Regions from separate parts of the Homo sapiens genome. Here region 2 is linked to region 1. The links are chromatin contacts, found by Hi-C or POLR2A ChIA-PET in ENCODE. All regions are on one chromosome and are shown on one strand. Each heading gives the region's core, a stretch centred on a gene start or an enhancer-like site at or near the end of the contact. The rest is flanking DNA. Distances are from core to core; before and after follow the strand shown. Region 1 overlaps TGFBR2 (transforming growth factor beta receptor 2). Region 2 has its middle 190 kb from the start of LINC01985.

Evidence for each region. A loop is a pair of places that touch in the nucleus more often than their neighbours do. ChIA-PET counts read pairs that join two places held with the same protein, here RNA polymerase II (POLR2A). Pooled maps may share reads with other maps.
Region 2: a pooled map shows a loop between it and region 1 (2.1-fold over the local background). The contact joins two enhancer-like sites. A Hi-C loop is called at or near these places in 1 of 168 maps with a recorded cell type or tissue (endothelial cell of umbilical vein) and 11 of 50 pooled maps. POLR2A ChIA-PET finds 5 or more read pairs at or near these places in 8 of 52 experiments (CD4-positive, alpha-beta T cell, CD4-positive, alpha-beta memory T cell, MCF 10A and 5 more).

What each region holds. Positions count from the first base shown.
Region 1 is chr3:30,642,866-30,645,919 of GRCh38, forward strand. It overlaps TGFBR2 (transforming growth factor beta receptor 2), which reads left to right. Exons shown (of 7, transcript NM_003242.6): 2 at 1,882-2,050. Among named protein-coding and RNA genes, the nearest start is that of TGFBR2, 38 kb to the left of the region's middle. Within about 2 kb of position 1,411, at least 20 of the 41 ENCODE cell types and tissues checked have a DNase peak (open chromatin) inside an H3K27ac peak, as active enhancers do.
Region 2 is chr3:30,330,554-30,333,676 of GRCh38, forward strand. No RefSeq gene overlaps it. Among named protein-coding and RNA genes, the nearest start is that of LINC01985, 190 kb to the right of the region's middle. Within about 2 kb of position 1,823, at least 2 of the 41 ENCODE cell types and tissues checked have a DNase peak (open chromatin) inside an H3K27ac peak, as active enhancers do.

The DNA.
Region 1 (3,054 bases), core at 161-2,660:
ATTTTTAGCTAAGCATAGAGCTCTTGGTCTGGGAGACACTGAGAATTTCAAAATAGCTTGTTACCTAAAAATAAACTTCCTGAAATGAACTTGAGGCCCGAGAGGGATGAATGGCTTTATTTTTTTCTTCTATATTTACTGTTACCACAAGAAAGCAAATCTTAAATTTATATACGTTTATATTTTTAGAGACCCAGGAAACAGGTGCTATGCCCAAGCTACAAAGACAGTTGCAGGGCAAAGTATCTATGACAGAATCCTAAAATTCACAGGACAGAGAGTGACTGTGGAAAGGCATTGAAAGTGTTCCTCTCTAGGCAAGAGCGGAGGGAACATGAGGCTTTTCTTAGGCCTCTCTAAGGGTTATGCCTTGGAAAAGTACCTCACAACTTTCTGTGGCCCAGCAACTGTTCCAGCACCCCATGCGGTCTAAGTGCTTAATGTTTCTTAGTCTAGCATGTAAGTATTAATTCATGTTTGCTGGTTGAGTGCCTAGTAGCCTTGTCATACTTCACTGACTGTCCAAACTCATGTCTTAAACATCATCACCATCTCATTGAGGAAGAAAATGGGGAATGGGGTGTTACACCTTTATTTGAACTGCCCCTAGTTTGCAGCCTGTATTTTGCAAAGAATAGTCTGTCTTCCATATTTTATTGAATAAATGTGAATGAATATCACATTTATAATCACATTCCTCTCTAATCTGAGTGAAGAAGTTCTGTATCCTATCCTACATGGCATCAAGGGCCAAACATGGACTCCTTGTATTCATCCTGTGTTCACTCATTTATCCAATAAACATTTTTGTATGCCTGCTATGTGAAAGGTTCTCTTCCTGGCACTGGAGATATAGTAGGTAAGTGAGGTGGAGAAAGTTTCATGGAGCTTACATTTTTGTGGATAGATTATTAGCAAGTATGCGATGCAGATAGTTTGTGCAGACAATAAATAAAACAGAGTTGCTATAGGATGAAGAGGTGGCATTTGATCAGAGATCAGAAAAGTGACAGGAAGCTAAACAAAGGTAATAGCAAGTGAAAGGCCTGAGGAGGGAATGAACTTGGCTTCTTCCCAGAAGGGGGCAGGAGATTGGTGATGGTGGTGATAAGGGAGAGGTACAGAAGGCAGATCCTGAGGTGGATTCAGCTTTTATTTGCTGCGATCATAACTCCAATGCCTCACCAATGCTTGGGATTGTGTCTAGGAGGCACTCAGTAAGTGTTAGTTAATCAATTGATTTGCCTCAAACACAGAGAGAGATCAGTAGAACTAGTCCCTTGAAAAGAAGACCCTTATAGCTCTTTCAGGAGTAGGTCAGGAAAATGGCGGCAAAATCTTGTGCCTCCAGCAACGGTTCCTCCTTTGGTGTGGCACTTCATGACTCTGTGAGGTTATAGCCTCCCTGCCCAGCTGAGCGGTGATGCTCGCCTGGCTCCCACATCCTCTGTGCTGCCCTCTATTTTGGGTCACCCTGACTTGGTCTGTTTCCTGTCTTATTCACCAGCTAAACTATAATTTCCTTAAGGGTACTTTTATTTGTGGGCCCAGCACTCCGTACTATGCAGTGGGCCCATCTAGGTTTCTTTATTGAATGATAAGATTTTTGTAGAAAGTGGACCTTATGACAACCATTGACAAAAGCAAATGGCTACTCAACCACCCCAACCCCTCACCACCCCTCACCACGGTACAATGGATTTTATTACAAATTGCATACACCAGATAATTCTAATCTGATGTGAAGGAATTATTTTGCCTTTCTTCAGATTCATTCTCATGACATCAAGTTCATTTGAAATTGCATAACATCTTCAGGAATTCATTGGCAGGCTGCCTGGCAGTTGGATAATCATTTAATATATCTTTCTCTCTCCTCAGTTAATAACGACATGATAGTCACTGACAACAACGGTGCAGTCAAGTTTCCACAACTGTGTAAATTTTGTGATGTGAGATTTTCCACCTGTGACAACCAGAAATCCTGCATGAGCAACTGCAGCATCACCTCCATCTGTGAGAAGCCACAGGAAGTCTGTGTGGCTGTATGGTAAGCAAGCCTTTTAAGAAGTTATTCTTTCTTTTCCCCTTTTTACATAATGTATTCTCATAGTACACACAGTCAGTGTATCTCTGTCTCCTAAATGTAAACACCTGTTCCATTTCCCTTTCCTTTAGACCATCTCTCTTTCGATTATTAAATGTAGTTTCTAGGGGTGTTCTCTGCATGTATGTGTACGTTTATGTGGGTATATAAACGTATCATGATTATAAAATGATCATGATAAATGTAAAGATCATAAAATGATCTTTAATATAATAAATCTGGAAACTCTTTCTTGTATCAAGAAGAGGGATTTGCCGCTTAGTAGTCATTTAACCGACACCTCCTCAGCACCCCATAGTGAGACCAGGAGCTTTGTTCTCTTGAGGCAATCTCAGGTCTGGAAGAAGAGGTGATGAAAGGTTGGCTGTTGGAAGAGAAAACTACCAGCCAAAAATGGGGAATCTACTTGGAGAACCACAAAAACAACCTGTTTTTTTAGTCAGAAATTCTGGTTATATTATTCATATAACCATTGGGATAGATATGACTTCTTTCTCTCAGCTCAGAACTACATATTTCTTTTTTTTTTTTGAGATGGAGTCTTGCTCTGTCATTCAGGCTAGAGTGCCATGGCACAATCTTGGCTCACCGCAACCTCCACCTCCCAGGTTCAAGCGTTTCTCTTGTCTCAGCCTTTCGAGTAGCTGGGATTACAGGTGCCCACTACCACACCTGGCTAAGTTTTGTATTTTTAGTAGAGACGGGGTTTCACCATGTTGGCCAGGCTGGTCTCGAACTCCCGACCTCAGGTGATCCACTCGCCTCTGCCTCCCAAAGTGCTGGAATTACAGGCATGAGCCACCATGCCCGACCAGAACTATATATTTTTATCGGATCACATTTTCTCCTCTCTCTCTCTCTCTCTCTCTCATTCCCTCCAACTCATACATACATCTCAAATAATAATTATACATACACAGTGGATACTCATGAATCATTTGATTAAT
Region 2 (3,123 bases), core at 573-3,072, 310 kb before region 1:
TAATTTACCTCTCCTCAGGAACATCAAAATCTTCAATTGAATAATGATGGATTTGAAAAATATGGGCCTGAAAGAGATCAGTGAGAATCAGTTTCTTGAAACCTGTAATCCCAGTTTACTGCTTACAAAGTGAAAGAACTGTAAGAGCAATGAAACCATTGGCTGCCACCCTAAGAGCCCTCTTCCTAACAAAAAAAAAAGTGGAGCTGAAATTCAGGCCTCCATTCAACACAAGAGACCTCTCTATCCATAAACTCCCTTCTGCTCTCTTTATTCTAGTGGCAAATGTACCCTACACTTCTCCTTGCTAGTGGCCACTGCTTTAGGATTTCTGAAAATCACTTGCCTCTTCCATATAAGACACCCAGACCATTGGATAAAGCAGTTTGTTTGTCAACTTTGCTTTGTTTAGTAATTATAAAAGCAGTATAAGTTCACTGTAGAAAATTTGAAAATATGGACAAAAACCTACAGGTTAAAAAATCGCCTATATGGTAAAAGTCAGAAGACTCTATATTGCCAAGCAAGTAAGAAGTGTAGGTGTTCCCAGACCAAACTGAGGGTCAGGCTGCTATTCTAGTGGCCCAATAATGAGATGAAGATGAACTGGGGAGGAAGAGAGTTTTTATTTCTGCCACTGGTTACAGGGAGAAGGCCTGGGAATTATTGCCAGACCAGCTGAAAATTACAAAGTTTTCAGGAGCTTATATACCTTCTAAGCTATATGTCTGTATGTGTAAGTGTGAATTTATCTAAAGACATAAGTGATTAACTTCTTTTAGTCTATAACTAAACTCTGAGTCCAGAACACCTTCGTCTGGAGCCTCGGTAAATTTACTTAATCTAAATGGGTCCAGGTCCTGGGGTGATTAACTTTATCTTGTCTCTTGCTAAATCACAGAGGTTTGGGGATTCCTTTAGACCCCCAATAAACTTATTTGTGGAGTCCTGGGGAGTTTCTTCAACCGCCCAATAAAACTTGTTTCATCTTAAATGGGTCCTGTTAAGAATTCCTTCATTATTTTGTCATGCTTTAAGGCCCAGGAAAGGCCTAGACAAAACTCTTGTTTGGGCTTTTGTTACATTCCAGCTTTTGTATAAGGGCACTTGCTTTTAATATTTAACTTAACCACTGAGTCAGTACTGAAACAGTTGTTATGGAGGCAGGTGTTAGTAAGACCTGGCCTGCCACATAGGTGTTGGTATTGACTGAGGCACCAGGGAGCCTTCCAGATTGCAGATGTTTTATGTCTTGATCTGAGTGATGGTGACATGAGGGTCACATAGTTAAGAAACGAATTAAGTGATATACTTTATGCACTTTACTGTAGGTATAATGTACCTTATTACAAAGGAAAACATTTAAAATAACCAATTACTCCAAAACCCAGAATTGTCTTTACATCTGGGAATGTTTTCTTTATAAATGTATGCATATATATGTAAACATGTTCAATTATATCATATATACATGTATGAGGGTATATACAATATGCACTTATGCACTGGTTTGGGGTTCTTTTATCTTTACTTAAAATATGTCCCTCTATTTAATAAATTTCAACTTACCAATATTCATAGATAAAACAAAGCTGTGTGGAGAACATAGCTCCCTACCAACAGATGCTATTAGCTCTCTTGCTCTGTAATTCTCTTATCGGCTGCAGCCTTTTAAAAAAAAAATTAGTCTACAATAATTTTACTATGGTTATTTTTGAGGTATTACATAAAATTTATTACTTCACTTTCTTCACTAATTCAAAAGTCACTGAGAGTGTAGAAATTGTCAACAGGAAAAGGCAAATGACGAGAGTGAGAGCAGAAGTAGAGACGCATGTCAGAGCGGGTCTGGGTGCAGGCAGAGACAGCAGCAGACTTTGCTTTTACAAGACTTGGAATTGGGGCTCAAGCCAAGTTTAACCTCATTTCCCAGTGCAGGTGATCTCTGAATTGCATAAACAATTAACTTTCTTGGACTTTTGTGCAAGTGGTTTATTAAAGAAACTCTCAGAAAAATCACCAGTAAGAGCAGGGGGACAACAGGACAGGGAAGGCGAAGAGTCTAAGGAAGGATGTGATTTCAGGCAAAGCCCCAGCCTCCCCGTGATCCCACAGGAACCATGGAGTCAAAATGCCACCTCAGAGACGTCTGGCACTCCCACAGCCAGCCGGGCATTCACACTCCTACAGGAGTCTGTCCTGGAGTGAGGGTTGGGAGGTCATCCTCTCCCAGGTGCTTCCAGTTCTCCATGCAATGCAGAGAAGTAGTAACAGTAGCCTGAGGGTAGCCCTTTGAATGAAGTTGTAGGAGCAACCCACAGAAAGCAAAACACACAGAAGCTGGGGTAAAAGGCATTCTCGTGGGTCTGGGTGGAGTGGCCATACCACTTCCCTGTCTTAACTCTGGGTCGTGGCTAGCCCCAGGTGACTGGAAACCTACACTTCAGTGACCACAGCTACCTCTTTTGTAATGTCGTTTTCAGTGACAAAGTAAACATCATTATGTCCATTAATGAGTTTTCTTTCAAGTTGAGGGCATTCTGGTGTTCTTTTAAACCTTAGTCTCTCATAGGACAACCTGGAAGAATCTTGAGATACAAGTTTTATTATCCTCACTTTAAAGCTGAAAGAAACTAAAATTCATATATGATTAGCCCAGATCTCCACAAAGTCCATGCTTTTTTCTTTACTGTGTTCCCAATTTGTGTGTTAAAAAGAGTCCTCTAAAATGCCTGGGGATAATACCTACATAGTGCCCGCTGTGTTCTCCTCCTGGCAGCACCATACATGAGACTGTGATATGCACGGAGCTTCCTGGAGGTGTGTAACGCCACATGTTTGTATTCTACTTTCAGACTGCCAGCATCAGTATAACGTTTCCTTCGAGAAAAGGAGGAAAAACTTTTGATTCTCAGGCATTTCAATTTTTTTCCATTTTTGCAGATACATATTTCCTATTTCTCAATTTAAAATAAAACTCGGTCCTCCCACTACTCAAACATTCTGTTATGGTCTCCTAAAAGTACTGTGTTCTTGTTTCAAAATCATTGCATCTTCTCCGACTCTCCTCCAGGAAGATATTTTGTATTTTATGAAGGCATATTTTTAAAGCACTGCTGATCG